Linked DNA regions of Homo sapiens: all the other regions are linked to region 1. Evidence: chromatin loops called from intact Hi-C (ENCODE). Cell type or tissue: gastrocnemius medialis. All regions are shown on one strand.

Evidence for each region. Hi-C counts contacts between places; a loop is a spot of excess contacts. Peaks named below come from ENCODE experiments on the same cell type or tissue, not always from the same donor. Only the 100,000 strongest peaks of a DNase experiment are listed, where the experiment ranks them.
Region 2: a loop joins it to region 1, with 4 times the contacts of the local background. A loop is called at or near these places in 4 of 110 quality-filtered maps.
Region 3: it touches region 1 in a loop (9-fold over the local background); 2 of 110 quality-filtered maps call a loop at or near these places.

The regions. Positions count from the first base shown.
Region 1 is chr15:86,076,981-86,081,980 of GRCh38, reverse strand. AGBL1 (AGBL carboxypeptidase 1) reads right to left here and starts at 2,110. Exons shown (of 23, transcript NM_001386094.1): 1 at 1,958-2,110. The coding sequence starts at 2,008. In gastrocnemius medialis, a CTCF peak has its summit at 2,383; a DNase peak (open chromatin) is centred at 2,310; H3K4me3 peaks cover 1,671 bases; H3K27ac peaks cover 5,000 bases.
Region 2 is chr15:86,132,685-86,137,684 of GRCh38, reverse strand. All of the region lies in intron 1 of AGBL1 (AGBL carboxypeptidase 1), which reads right to left. Among named protein-coding and RNA genes, the nearest start is that of LINC01584, 18 kb to the right of the region's middle. In gastrocnemius medialis, no CTCF peak of the experiment used is centred here; a DNase peak (open chromatin) is centred at 2,474; H3K27ac peaks cover 5,000 bases.
Region 3 is chr15:86,159,902-86,164,901 of GRCh38, reverse strand. The region is part of intron 5 of AGBL1 (AGBL carboxypeptidase 1); the gene reads right to left. Among named protein-coding and RNA genes, the nearest start is that of LINC01584, 46 kb to the right of the region's middle. In gastrocnemius medialis, no CTCF peak of the experiment used is centred here; DNase peaks (open chromatin) are centred at 481, 941, 2,021, 2,421 and 1 weaker place; H3K4me3 peaks cover 322 bases; H3K27ac peaks cover 5,000 bases.

The sequences.
Region 1 (5,000 bases):
GTGAACATAATTAAATCTTTCTTTGATAATTGGGAATCTAGCAGTGCCCCGGGGTGATCATGCTAAACATCAATTATCAATTCTCACTGGTGGGAATGCAGGCAATTGAGTTCAACCTGAAGTGACTTTGAGGCCGACTACAGGACATTCATTTTTACTGAACCCCTATTACCAACTTATTACTTTCCCTCTTTCCTAGACAGCTAGTGCAAGGAAAATTCTGTCCATGAGATATTTTCAGTTGTTTGAATCAGTTAATCAAGATCTCCATGCAACTATTCAGAAATTAGAAGAGGTCTCAGAATGTCAGCTTATTGTACCTGGTTATTAAATCAAATAAATCTAGCCAGATACAAATAAATCCTTGGATTTATTTTGCAAATTTCTTTTGAGGTCCACTCCTGCCTCCAGTACCCCTGGTCAGATACATTCTCACCTTGCATGAATCAGATAGAATGAGTCAAAGGACGCCAAGTCAACTGAATATTGAAGGCCCAGTTCTCCTACTATGTAGCCATTTGACATCAAGGAGCCTATTTCACTTCTGAGATTCCGTTTCCTTATCTGCACACCTGAAGGTTGCACTTATTGGTTCTTAAACTTTCAGGAATACAAATCTTCTTAAGAATCAGAGAAAAATGGCCAGGTACAGTGGCTCACGCCTGTAATCCCAGCATTTTGGGAGGCCGAGGTGGATTACCTGAGGTCAGGAGTTTGAGACCAGTCTGGCCGACATGGTGAAACCCCATCTCTACTAAAAATACAAAAAATTAGCCAGGCATGGTGGCAGGAGCCTATAATCCCACCTACTTGGGAGGCAGAGGCAGGAGAATTGCTTGAACCTGGGAGGCAAAAGTTGTAGTGAGTCGAGATCACACCATTGCACTCCAGCCTGGGCGACAGAGTGAGACGCTGTCTCAACAAAATAAAAACAAAAACAATCAGAGGAAAATTAAGAACATTTTTCCCAACAGGGAAAAAGGAAAATACGTACAAAATGTTTATATTCTAAACAGGGGAATGGGGTCATGGACCCCCCCCCGCCCCCACAAGCCCATCATCTTGTGACCCCTTCCAGGAACTTCCAGCTTAAACTCCTGGGGTAGAAGACCCCTTGGGCCTTTTTGAACACTGGCATCCTCTGAATCCAGCTAACTACAAGCATAGAGAGTAGTGGTTCTCAGCCTTAAATCTACATGGAGACCCCGGGGGAGTTTTCAAACTCTAACGCTCGGATTGATCCCTAGATCAGTTAAATCCATGTCTTTGGGGGTGGGTCCCAAGCATGAGTATTTTTTGACCCTCTCCAGGTGATTCTAATGTGCAGACAAGTTTGCAAACCACTGCTGTAGAACAAGAATTCTCAAAATTAGGAATGAATAGCATCCCCCAGGGAGAAGGCAGTTTCCCAGGCTACTGCCCTACATGATTCAAACACCTTCTAGTCAGATCCTGCCTGGGAAAATGCACTGATAGTCGGCATCCCAGGCCATTCTGATGTAACTACAATGTGGGAGCCCAGTAAGATAGCCATTTAGCAGGAGATACCCAGAAGGGTCCTCTCCTCACCTACCCTGTCCTCCCAGACAGCTCTGCATGCTCTCAGCAGGTCTCCAGCCTTATTCAGGAGGAGCCTCAACAGGTCCCCTTCATTTGCCAAACAGGCTTTTTCTCCACCTTTCCCATTTCTAGAAAACTCGGATCTTTTACCCAGAGCCTCTGATCCCACGAGGATCAATAATTTAAGCAGAACAATCATCAACATCGTCGTGTTTAATATTTGAATTCCATAGCATCACTTAGGTCAGCTTCAAGGTGAGAGCCGACTCCTGTTCTCTTGCTGTTAACAAACTGGGCCAGTGACTGCCAGAGGGGACTGTGTGCATAGCTCCCAGGCAGGCCAGCCCAGGCAAACACCCAGCCCGCCGGGTTCTGCACCCACTCTACCCTTTCCTACCTGAAGCGTGTGCAGCAGGACCTGTAGCCCACTAGCTTCTTGTTCGGCCATCCTTTTCTCGGGTCCTAGGGAACCGCTGCCTGCGGCCAGATCCAGGCTGGAGAGGCAGCGGCTGCCAAGCTGACCTCGCTGCCCGCCTCGCAGGAGACGACTGCCCGGAGGCCTCAGCTGCACATGCTGCTGAGTGTGAAGTCAGCGCGGTGCAACCCTAGACCTCGGCACAGGCGTGAATACCCACCGACTCCCACTGTGGGGATTAGGTGAGCCCCTGCTGTGGGGAGGGCTGAGCATTTGGGTGCAGGGGTGGGGAGGGCACCAGCATGAGTCACTCACCCACCTCCAGGCCCATGCAGGAGCAGAGCAAAGGAGAAGCCACCCTGGATGGCTGACAGGCATTCCCAGCTGACCTGGTCAGACTCCCTCTAGAGGCTCGCTCAGCCCGCCCCGCTACCCCACCCCACCTCTTTATTTTGGTCTGTTGCCGGCTCCCGGGTAACAGGAGACCCAAGAGTGCTTGCACAACTGTGGCAGTTCAGGGCATAGAAACCCAGGGCCCCCTGAGGTCCCAGGCTTAGAAACAGGAGCTCTGGCTGAAAAGGAAAATAAGTATTCTGGACATTTTTTATGGACCACGTCCCTTACGTAATCTTTTAATTTTTACAGTAACCTAATAGAGGTGGGTACTATTATGACTACCCTATCCCTGTTTTACAAATAAGAAAACTAAGGCACTGAAATGTTAAGCCACAAGAACACAGAGCTTAGAATTGCATGCCAGGCCTCAAACAGGCAAGCTGGCACCAGAACACAAGCACTACCCATTGCACCATCCTGCCTCTTGCTGCAGCAAACACTTCAAAGTAATGGAGGTCTGAGAGCCATGTCCTCAGCCTCAGGGACAGCAGATGCCCGGGACAAGTTTCCTTCAGACCAATGTAGAATCCATGATCACTTTCTATGTTTTCTGCTAGGGATGTGTGAGCAGAGTCTTAGCGACTAGCTTCTCCTCCTCCCCATATCAACACCCTTCAATGCTGACTTCTCAAAGTATGGTGCTAGGGCGTCACCTGGAAGCTTGTTACGCCTCTCCCCAGAACTACTGTGTCCGAAACTGCATTTAAACCAGATCCTCGGGGGATTTAGAGCTGGTTAACAAAATGACCAGAGGATTAAAGTTTGGAAATCTCCAATTTCGACTATATTGATTACATTGCCTGCGTGTTCAACAACTCTGACAATATTTGACCCAATAAACGAGTGCCCAGCAAGGTCAAAGCACAACTTTACTGTGTTGAAAGCTCGCTTTATTGCATGAAATTGGAGCGCTGAGCTCAGTGGAGATTCTGACTGAGAGCACGGTCAGGTATTATAGAAGAGTCTCAGTGACTGGGGGAGTGGGCTGCCAGCCAACACCCCCGTGCGGAGTTTAGGGAGATTCTGTGAGCATCACAAGCATTCATTAGGCAGGTACCAAGCACATTGGGGTGACTGAAGAAACTGCATTTCCAGATCCTGCTTGGCCTAAGTGTTCTGAAGTCCCGAGTCAGGGGTCAGGCCTGGCCAAACCCTCAATTCAAGGGCAAATTCATGTAGTCCTGCCCTCAAGAAATTTCCACTTAATGGCTTTAAATATGAAGGCCTCCCATCTTGGGAACTGACTATAAGCGCTCACATTTATGAAGCTTGCGGGGTGGGGTTGACGCCGTCTACCCCTACCCCAATTTCTCTACATCTGCTGCCAGGAGGGTAGAAATAGAGGTTCTCTATGGATTTCTATGGGAGGGTGACGCTTTTTAGGGCATGTGCTCTCTAATCCTCTAAGGCCCAGGGTGAAGGGAAGACAGAACTGTCTCATGTGATTGTCTTAAGGGGAGATCATTTCATGGTTGTCAACTGGAGGATAAAGAAAAGAGATGGGGGAAGAAAGAAACAAAACCATTTTCCCAACATAGACCTAAAAAATAGTTCAAAGATAAAAAGTAGTGAGAAGTCATAAAAATGACCTCAGAGGAGAGAACTAAAGGTTTTGTGGTCACACTCCCTGATATTAGAATTGGAGCAAAATTTTCTCCATTTTGAAGAGTGTCTCGGTTAAGCTGCCTGGAATTGCATAGGGCAGAAGTGAGATTAAAATCCTATATGTAAAGGATTGCTCTCTTCTACTTAATGATGACTTTCCCCCCACCGCAGTGCCAGGAACCTGGTTTCCAGTAAACCCCTTGTGAGATAAGGAATGGGCTCCCTCTCTTTCAGGTGACACATCTGCCTCCCATGCCCAGCTTGGCTGCTCTCCCCTTCATCCTCTGGAAAGTTACTGCCCACTTGGCCATGTGGATACATGTGGATGCCAGAGAAGGAACAAAGTGCTAGTTTTCACCCTCTAATTTTTCTAACAAAACTAGGATGTAGGCCAGCTTATTGTCAGCCCTCCGCCGCTCCTTCAGCACGCTCCTCCCTTATGCCTCAACAGAGCCCTGTGGAGACCCCAGCAACCCTGTTTCCCTGCCTAGCAGAACCCTCTTCACTCTCATAGTTAGGGAAAGCCCCAGAAGTACCCACACCCGAACTCCCCTCTCCTGAATTCTATCTTAATGACAGCCCATTCTGTTAGTGAACTGATTACTTTAGGCTGAAGTATAAATGGGTGACAGCAGGGAATTATGCTCTTCCCCAGTTAACATCTGGATTTTAGCAGGGACTCTCCTGAAAGGCAGGTGAGTGTGGAGTCTGCTTGGGCAATACAATATCCTACCCAGAGTAGACTGAAGTGAGTACTCATTAAACCACACGGGGCAGGCAAGAGGGGTTGGTCAGTGCCTAGGGCAGGCCATGGGGGAGGAGGCTTCTTTGTGAAGCTGAGAGAGGACTTCCTACACATTTTACATAATATCTTCTGAAGAAAGGGTTTAGGGAAGCCAGAGAGGAGGTTCAAGCAGAAATTCAGAGAGATCTTAGTCCTCTGGCTTTAAAGAAAGACACATTTCATGTAATCCAGAGATTCCTGTTGCAATTCAGGCATCCCCCAGACCACCTTCTGGTTTAG
Region 2 (5,000 bases), 56 kb before region 1:
ATGAACCCAGATCAGAAATAGAAAACCTGAGAGGATACCTGCAAGATTTTGGAAAAAATTTTTCTCCAGAAGTTAAAAAAAAAATTTAAAACAAAACACAAAAAATATTTCCTGTGTTTGGACATTGCCGTATGAAGACACAATTTTGGGTCCTCGGTGACTGGTAAGCCACCAGATCAACTCTAAGGAGCCCCCCACATGTGGGCTTTCAGATAAGAGAAATAATGAATATCTTACTTAAAAAAGCCACTTTTAGTAAATTCAGATGTGACAGAGAAAAGAAAATTTTACACCTCCACGTGCTCTCTTCCCAAGTACTGTGGTCTTGAAAAATAGGAAAGAAGTTGGTTTCACAAACAAACCAGAGAGCCAGCTCACCCACAGGGTCCTGCCACCCCATGGAAACTAAGAGACAGTGTTGTCCTAAAGACGTTCAGTTCATAATGCCCTCACTTAGCGCTGAGCCAGAATGGAGCAGCACAAATGGTTTTACTTTAAGTAAACATTATGGTGATCAGTGGAGAAAAATAATCTCAACTGGCATTAATTTATGTACTGCTACATTTACCAATAAATATTTTACACTATTTAGAAGAATAACACAAAGCTGTTATCTCACCCACAGTAATAATAAATGAGCAGTTAAAGAAGGCAGGATGTGATGTGCCTTGATTTTCCTTTAATGATCCTTTGAAATGAAACATTGAGTAATCCCCTGTTGTTGAAAAAAATCCTATAAAAAAATGTATCTACCAAGCTTTCAGGGAGACTCAGGGAGTTGGAGTTGGAAGAACAGTGTCTTTCATAGTCTGTGGGGTTTTGAACTGCAATTTTCTCAAATACTGTTTTGAATGTGTCACTCCCTGCTTTAAAATCTTCTATGTGTCCCTGTTGCCTTCCTCCTCCCAGCTCCTCACCACAGTATGAAAGTGACGCCCTTTACGTCACTCTGCCTTTGGAGGCTCAGCTGCAGCCACTCCTCCTACCCCAACACTCCATGCCAATGATACAGAACCAGTTATTATGTACCAAGAGTATCATGGGTACCTCTGCTCTCAAGTCTGGGCTCATGCTGATGCAGGCTTAAGCATCATTTCTCCCCACTCTTTGTAGCATATGTTAATTCTCAGCTCCAGTTCCTTTTCTTTATGGTTTTCCCAGCTAACCTGCCTTCCCAGCCCCCATTACCCACAATTGCCACATATGTCTGCTCCTATTGGGCTCTGCACAACTCCAGGGCTGCTGTTCACAAAGACTACAACATGATTGGTGCCCCACCAAGTGAGGCACTGTGGTGGCCTGGCCTCTCCAAGAACAGAATTATTTGTTCTAATTCGTTGTCCAACAACACTTTGTACATACCTTTTATTAAAGTTCTTACTTGATGCTGGTTATTTTCTTATATCTCTGTTCTCACTGTCTATTGTGGGGGTAACAAACTATCCCAAAACTTAATGCCTTAGAACAATGGCCTTTTAATTCTAGCTATGGATTTTGTGGGTAGGTAAATTTGGCCAGAACTTGGCTGGGAGATTCTACTGCTTCCCATGGTATTAACTGAGGTCACTGAGTGCCACTCAACTGGCAGATGCACTAGACTGGAGGGTCTATGTTGATTTCAATCACATCTGGCACCTTGACAGGTATAGCTAGAAGACTGGGCACACCTGGACTAGTGACCAGAATGCCCACATATGTCTTTTTCAGCATAATAGTCTTAAGGTACCTGGACCTCTTCCATGGCAGCTGGCTTCCCCCAGATCAAGTATTCCACATGAACCGGGTGAAAGTTGCAAGGCTTCTTTTGTCTTAGCCTCAGAAGGCCAAACATCACTTCTGCCACATTCTATTGATTAATCAAATCAATCTGGACGCTAGTCCAAATTTAAGGGGAGGGGAGTTAGACTCTACCCCTCAACTGGAGGAGTAGAAAAGAATTTTCAGCCACTTTTAATCTCCCACACTCACTTTAGACTGTGAGCTCCTCTAGAGCAAGATTTTTGACTCATTCCTCTTGCCCTCCCCTGATCCTAGCATGGGGTCTTTCACACAGTAGGCATTCAGGGAACTATGGAATGATATGAAGTGGGATTCAGACTGAATATGCAATCTGACAGAGCCTTGTCATTCTGTTCTCGATGCCAGGATGTAAAGTCCATCTCAGTGAGAACATTGTTACAGAAGTTTACAAGGTGCACAGCTCAATTTTTCTGTCAATCTAGCAACTGAGCAAGCAAATACAGAGTGCCAACTATGTGTCAGTGTTTTAGTCTGTCTTTTGTGTTGTTATTTTTTAAAGCTTGAGATTGGGTAATTTATAAAGAAAAGAAGTTTGTTTGGCTCACGTTCTGCAGGCTGTACAAGAAGCATGGACCCAGCATCTGCTTTTCGTGAAAGTGTCAGGCTATTTCTGCTCATGGTATGAGGCAAGAGGAGCCTGCATGTGCAGATCACAGGGTAAGCGAGGAAGTGAGAGAAGGAAGGGAAGTGCCAGGCCTTTTCAACAACAAGCTCACGTGGGAAACAGGAGTGAGAACTCACCCGCTCCTGTGACAGTGGCACTCAGCCATTCATGGGGGATCTGCCCCTACGATCCAAACACCTCTCATTCCATAGTTTCCTGAATGCCTACTCTGTGCAAGGCCCCAGCGCCCCATTAGGCCCCAACTCCAACATTGGGGTTCAGATCTCAACATGTGACTTGGTAGGGGCAAACAAATCATATTCAAAACATAGCAGTCAAACACTGTTAAAAAAAAAAATAGGCACCATTGGCTGGCACAGTGGCTTACACCTGTAATCCCAGCACTTTGGGAGGCTGAGGCAGGCAGATCATGAGGTCAGGAGATCGAGACCATCCTGGCCAACATGGTGAAACCCCATCTCTCCTAAAAATTAAAAAAATTAACTGGGCGTAGTGGCACGTGCCTGTAATCCTAGCTACTCGGGAGGCTGAGGCAGAAGAGTCGTTTGAACCTGGGTGGCAGACGTTACAGTGAGCCGAGATCATGCCACTGCACTCCAGCCTGGGCGACAGAGTGAGATGCCATCTCAAAAAAAAAAAAAAAAAAAAAAAAAAAGGCACCATTGATCCATCACAGTCTTAAAGTGGAGGGGAAAAAAGGATCCTGTAGTCCCCCTCTCAATTTTCTCCACAAGTCTAGATCCAATTTTACTAGACTGGGAAAAAAACAGTCCATCCCCTCGCACTTTGAGTAGTGCCCCTGATCTCACAGAAATAGAGTGCTTATGCCCTGCCAGACTGAAAGAACAAGCCCATAACATTCTATTTCTTAGCCTCTAAAGAATAAGACAGAACCTTTCCAAACTCATGAGCCAAGAGCTCAGGACACAGCTCATAGCCCAAGGAAACCATATTGCCAAAAATAAATTTGTTCTTCCAGTCATGCAGTTTGAACACTCACTAGAGATGGTCCACTGGTTAAATAAAAGACATTATTAAATTTGAAGTTGTTAATGAATGACTGAAGGGAGCACTAATCACAAACTTCAATTACTAAAAATGGTTATATAACACCAAAAATAGTGACCAGCCGCTCTCTGTCTTCACACAAGAGGAAACAGGCAGAAACTGCATGATTAGAAATTTAGTATAAGTTGAAGGAAAACATTTCCTGGAGAGGTTGAAATGAGTTCATAAGAAAGAAGTGTTTTAGAAGACTATGGGCTGAATAACTATGATATTTGTTTCAATAATGGTGGGGGTTGGCATGGAAATACTGAAGACATATAAGAAAGACGTCTGCTATCACTACAGAAGCTGGGTGGTAGGTAATGTGGTTTTGTAACAAAATGTTAAGATATAAAATAAAACAAAATAAAAAAATAAATGGCATATACTATTTTCTGACTGGAGTATCTTAGATGGAACCTTGAAAACAACCTCAACAAGATCTTTGCTGAGAGTTCTCCAGCCCCAGAATTTGACAAATGTCCCAACCACACATTGAGTCTTATATAATGAATTGTCAAGGATATCAATGATCCTCCTCGGTAAAAAGGGTATTCACGGTCTAGAACAAGGTAAAGATAGAATGTAGTCTGTTTTTCATTTATTTGGTAGATGTTTGTTGAGCATTTGCTATGTACCAGGAACTGCGCTAGGTGCTACGAATACATAGACAGCATGTATACAGACAGTCCTTGTTCTTACAAAGCTTCGAAGTTAGTTGGGGAGGGATGTATTGTGCAGAGTCACCCAGATATAAAAGTGCAACCAGGAATAGGTGCCGGGTTTATTGTGACATGTGAGCATAAAATAGAGTTATTTGATGTGAATCAGAAAAGGATCCCTTAAGAAGTAACACTTAAGCTGAGAGCTGAAAGATAAACAAAAGTGAACTAGCAGAAAATGGAAAAGAAAAATGCTCAGGGCAAAAGAGGCTAGTATGCAAAGTCCTATGGCAAAGTTGAGGGACATTCAGAAGGCTAGTGAGGCTGAGGCACAGAAAGAGAGAGGTAGAGGGAGACAGGGAGAGAAAGACAGAAGAGAAGGGGTTAAAAATGTAAGTTTAATTCAGATCAACTTTAGGCTAATTTCCATAACCTCTGTAACACCCAATTTCCTCACCCACATTATTGGACTAATACTTGTACCTAACTCATGGACAGTTGGGTTAGAAATACCATAATAAATGTAGGAATGTTTAGCTTACTGCCTGGGTCACACTAAACGCTCAATAAAATGTTGATAAATAAATAGGCGATGGCCATGACAGACAAAAGGTGAATAATCTAAAAATAGGTCTGAAGATCCTTTGAGATACATCTTATGAGATCAATTTTCCACCAGGATCACAATGTTCCCAATTTAGCAGAATACTCTTAAGGAGAGAGAAAAAAAATAAACAAAACATCTCAAGAGGGTGAGATTGCATGCTCTGGGCAGAAACAATTTTGAATCCTGTGCTTTGTCAACAATGCCCGGCACGTTCGTGGTCTCTCTATAAATTGCAAAGTCTCCGGTCATCATAATAATG
Region 3 (5,000 bases), 83 kb before region 1:
TCCTTGGGGCAGCTCCAGAGAAAATGAAGGTGAGCGGTGAGGGAGCTATCCCAGCCTGTGAGCAGCCCGAGTCCTCTTTCTGGAAGTGTGGAGCAATGGTCAGAGAATACAATGGGCTTCAAGACCTGGTCTCTGCTAGGAAGATCCAACCCATTTCCAATTGGCTATGATACTTATAAAGCAAGGCAAGCCAGCAGAGTTTAAAATCCTGGAAGACACACTGATGACAACATCTGATAACCCAGTTCCAAAGGTTGGGTTCAATATTACACTGTGAGAATCCAAAAGGATCAGAGGGGATGTGGCTGTACTTTGGAAAAGGTCAAGCACGTGGCCAGTGGAAATGGTCCTTATTATTATCAAAATCTTCAGGCCCATCCTGGGAATGACGGCACAAAGGGACAGCCTCCCGCAGAAAGTGTTGAGACGTGGAGTAATCACAAGCTTTCCTAAGGTCACAAGATGAGTCATTCGCAGACAAGTAATCTGTCTGCCTCAATAAATTTCCCTACTTAGTGAGTTTGGACAGCTCAAAGACAGCTTTAGTGCAGATAAACAAGCTTGTCCACAGTGGAACAAACGAGCAAGAGGTAGCACACTCTGGCCCAGTGTCATTTCCTCCTCCCTACTTCTATAAAAAGCACCCCCAGAAAAGTTTAAGCCCCAGCTGAGTTCATTAACAGACCAAACACTAGAAGCCTATTTCAAATAGACAGCAAAGTTTTAATGTGAATGCTGTCCCCACATGCCCCTCCAATTCAGATCTTTCCCTGCTCCAATCTCTGTCGGTTCCCCCAGACAACTCTAAAAGACTCTGAACTTTTTTCTTCCCTCCAGTGAGAGAAACTTTGCTCCCTTTCAAGCTGGTGGCTGCTGCTTCGCAGTCTCTCAGAATGAGTTCTCTCCCAGAAGGCACCTCATTCCCTCATGCAATAGAGCTCTTGGGAGGTGTGCCAACTGATGTTTCAGACATGTTTGGATGGGGCAGAACTCTGCATGTGCAGCCAGCCTGGTATCAGGGGGAAAAAAGGTAACAAATATGAAGTGCCTAGCATAGCACCTACTCAGTACATTCTGGCTTTCATTCATTACTACATAGGAAATTCACCAATAATTTTTTTTAAAATATTTCTTTTCAATGTATTTATTTAATTTTATTTATTCATTTTTTTTTGAGACAGAATCTCACTCTGTCTCACAGGCTGGAGTGCAGTGGTGTGATCTTGGCTCACTGTAACCTCTACCTCCTGGGTTTGAGTGATTCTCCTGCCTCAGCCTCCCAGGTAGCTGGGATTACAGGAATCCACCACCATGCCCAGCTAATTTTTGTATTTTTAGTAGAGATAGGGTTTCATCACGTTGGCCAGGCTGGTCTCAAACTCCTGATCTTAGGTGACCCACCCACCTCAGCCTCCCAAAGTGCTGGGATTACAGGCATGAGCCACAATACCCAGCCCTCATTTATTTATTTTTAAGACAGGATCTCAATTTGTCCCCCAGGCTGGCATGCAATGGCATAGTCATGACTCACTGTAGTCTCAAACTCCTGGGCCCAAGCAACTCTCCCACCTCAGCCTCCTGAGTAGCTGGGACTACAGGTGTGCACCACCACACCCAACTAATTTCTTGTAGAGACAGGGTCTGCCTACGTTGCCCAAGCTGGTCGCAAACTCCTGGCCTCAAGCGGTCCTCCCGCCTTTGCCTCCCAAAGCACTGAGATTACAGACATGAGCCACCATGCTCAGCCTCGTTTGAATTTAATTAAGAGCCTATTATTATCTAGGCGCTGGGCTAGGAGGAATGGAAAATAACAAGATACATATAATTTGATTTCTACTTTAGGAAGTACAGAATTTAGGGAGGAGAAAAGACACCCAGGCCAATATAGTACAGAGTCCAATAGAATGCATGTCGAAAGAAGGTCTGAACAAATCTCTGGAGGATGTTTGAGGAGAGTAGATTCCTTTTCTCTGATGAAATGGAGCAGGTGGCATCCAGTGAAGTCTGGAGACTGGGTAAGACTTCTACCACTGCACAAGGCAGCATGGCATTCCAGAGGAAGGGAGAGACCTGGGGAAGAAGAGGGAATGCCACACTCAGAGATAGCTGGCTGGAAAGCGAGATGAGAGCAGGAATGAGAAACCACTCTGGAAAGGGAAGCTGAGGCACATTCCTGATGGCTTTGAAGTGAAGTGAGACCAACTAGAGGGCTATCATAGCAGTTTAAGTCTGACCATAACTGTTCCCACTAGCATGGGACTCATGAGGAGCCGAAGGAAGGAAGTTGGCACAAGCCAACACAAGTGTGTGCAGCATGGTGGGTATTTGGGAAGTGGAGGAGGCCTGAAATAGCTGCCTGCCCTGGGCTGAGGGCTGGCACAAGGCCACAGAGGGTTAGTGACATTGCTCTTCATGTCCCTTCTCTCTAGCAAGTATGTGGTTGGAGCTTCTGTTGTAAATCTTGCCCTGAGTACTATCTGGAGACAGAGCTTCATTGGAGGACAGCTGCACATCTAATTTTAGGTTCCTGCTAGAGAAGTAGGGCAGGTCTAATCTCCACAGGAGGGAGGAGTCATCATGACACAACACTGGGCATCTGCTCCTACAAAGGCATCCCGGAATAACTCTCCCATAGCATGCTAGCATTTGGAGGATGATACTTAGTAGAGCTATCCATGCCCCCTGACATGCGACTTTATCCCTTCCCTGCAAGACCCCCCTTGAGCCCACAGGTTCTGTCAACCAAATGGCTTGAGTAGAATTCATTTGGGTATGTCTTAGTTACTATTCTCAGGATGGAGTTTGTGAAAGATGGAAATTGGCAGGACGTTCTCATCTCCAGACTCTTCCCCAGCCTCTGCCATCTGATCTGCAGCAGGCAACCAGACATCCCATAGTATTTGTATTAATAATGATTAACAATGTCATAGCATGTCAAAGCACACGATGTCTTTACACATTATTTGTTATTGCCCACAATAAACCTAGGAGGTAAGACTTGACATTCATGCTTTAAGAAATGTCAAAGTTTAGTTAAGAAAAGTTAAATGACTCGCCAAGGAATCTGGTAGAAGGAGGCTTACAGAGCAGGTCTTCCAATTTCATTACCTTTGTTCTTATCTTGCTGTTGATGAGTAAGGATAAGATAGAAAACAAGGTAGCTTTGGGAAAGAATTCAAAAGCAGAGGGAATAGATATTTAGCCTTTGAGAGGAAATAGCCAACTGATGGAGGAGTAAGACTCCTCTATCATTAAGCAAATTGTTCCATGGGTATAAGCCATTTAGATGGAAAAGAAATTTAAGCAAACTTTAACTGCATATGATCGTCTTACATATGATGGTTGTAGAAATAAAATGCTGGAAATAGACTGTATAAGATACGCCAGTGGTGGCTTAAGAGCTGAGGCTCATGTATCAGACAGGGTTTAAATCCCAGCTCTCTCACTTAAAACCCAGCATGTTACTTAACTTCTTTCAGTTTCAATTTATTTTCCGGTAAAATTGGGGGCAATAATAGCACCCGCCTTGCAGAGCAGATGAGAGGCTCAAAGGAAGTAATGCATGCTAAGAGCTTAGCACAGTGCAGGGCACCTCATAAACACCATGCCAATGACAGCTATATTGTAACGGTTGGTGGAAAAGCCTCTTTCCTACAGAGGTTTGGTTTTAATATGGCATTTGACTGAAGAAGGAAAACCATCTTGCCCAAAATTTACAAAACAAATCAGACATGTAGAAATATGCCTGGAATCCCTGGAAGGCTCCTTTTGTGATTGGGAGCACCCTACTCTCACTCCCTTAATCCCTGGTATTACTTTCCCACTTGCCTCTGACACTTTGATCAGATCTGTGCCTGAATTCAACTCCCTTTGCAGGAGGAAAAGAAAGCATTAAAAATGGCAACTAGTGTGAGTCTCTGAGGAAGAGGTTTCTATGCTTTGTTGATTTCTCCCCGCTACCCCACAAGTTTGGCCTGAATGAGGAAGACAATAAAAGCTATGTGAGCACCCCAGAAGGAAGAGACCTAGTGCCTTGATACCCATGGCTATGTGGGAAGAGCTTCCTAGGGGAGCCTTCCAAACAACATGGTACCCAAGTGGCAGAGGAGAAGACTGAGTGAGACCCGTATGTGGATGAGCCCAGCAAATATCACAAAGATTTGCACATAATCTAAAGGAAGAAACCAGATATTCCTGACCTTCTGAACAGCTGAATTATGACAGCATCAGATTAGAAGAAGCCTTGTGAATAGGGCAGAAAGATAAAGTTCATAGATTGGTAACCAAAGAACATGTTGAGACTGCAGATGTCAGCAGCAAAGGCCTGCACACAATGATAAAAATGAGACATATCCAAGTCATATATATGTCCAAATGGACATGAGATGATTGAGGACAGTCTGTGTTTTTCCATCAACACCCCAGCACTACCATGGCTTCTTAGAACTCAGATGTACCCCAGGAAGTGGGGGGAGAAGAGTGAAATCCCTGGATGAACCAAAGACTCACTAATTTGACTTAGATTCCTGATAAGACACTGGTTTATATTTCTTGTTATCTGACATAAATGTAAATTTAAGACAGAGTAAAATATAATCATAGAAAATAAATTTTTTTGGTCCCTGAGTTTTTTATTTTGAAGTTTTTTACCTACTAGATGAGGGTTCTTAGCAGAATTTAATTGAATTCCACCTTGCAATAAATTCACACCCTGGAGAAGATGTTTCCAAAATGAGAGACATAGAACACTGACCCCTCCTTCCCCTAAAAAAGGTGATCTCAAAAAAAAAAAAAAAAAAAAACCACAGTTCCCTGACTAAATCAATTTTGGATCAGGGTATACTAAATAACAGATATTCTCAATATGTATTGGCTTTACAAAGGCTCTGAGAAGTCTTACAGTAAAGAAACCAGCATTCAATCCAGTATTTCTCAACTTACTGGATGAGAATTTTTTTTCACTGAGATATAATGTATTTCACTCTACGAAATGCTTGGTG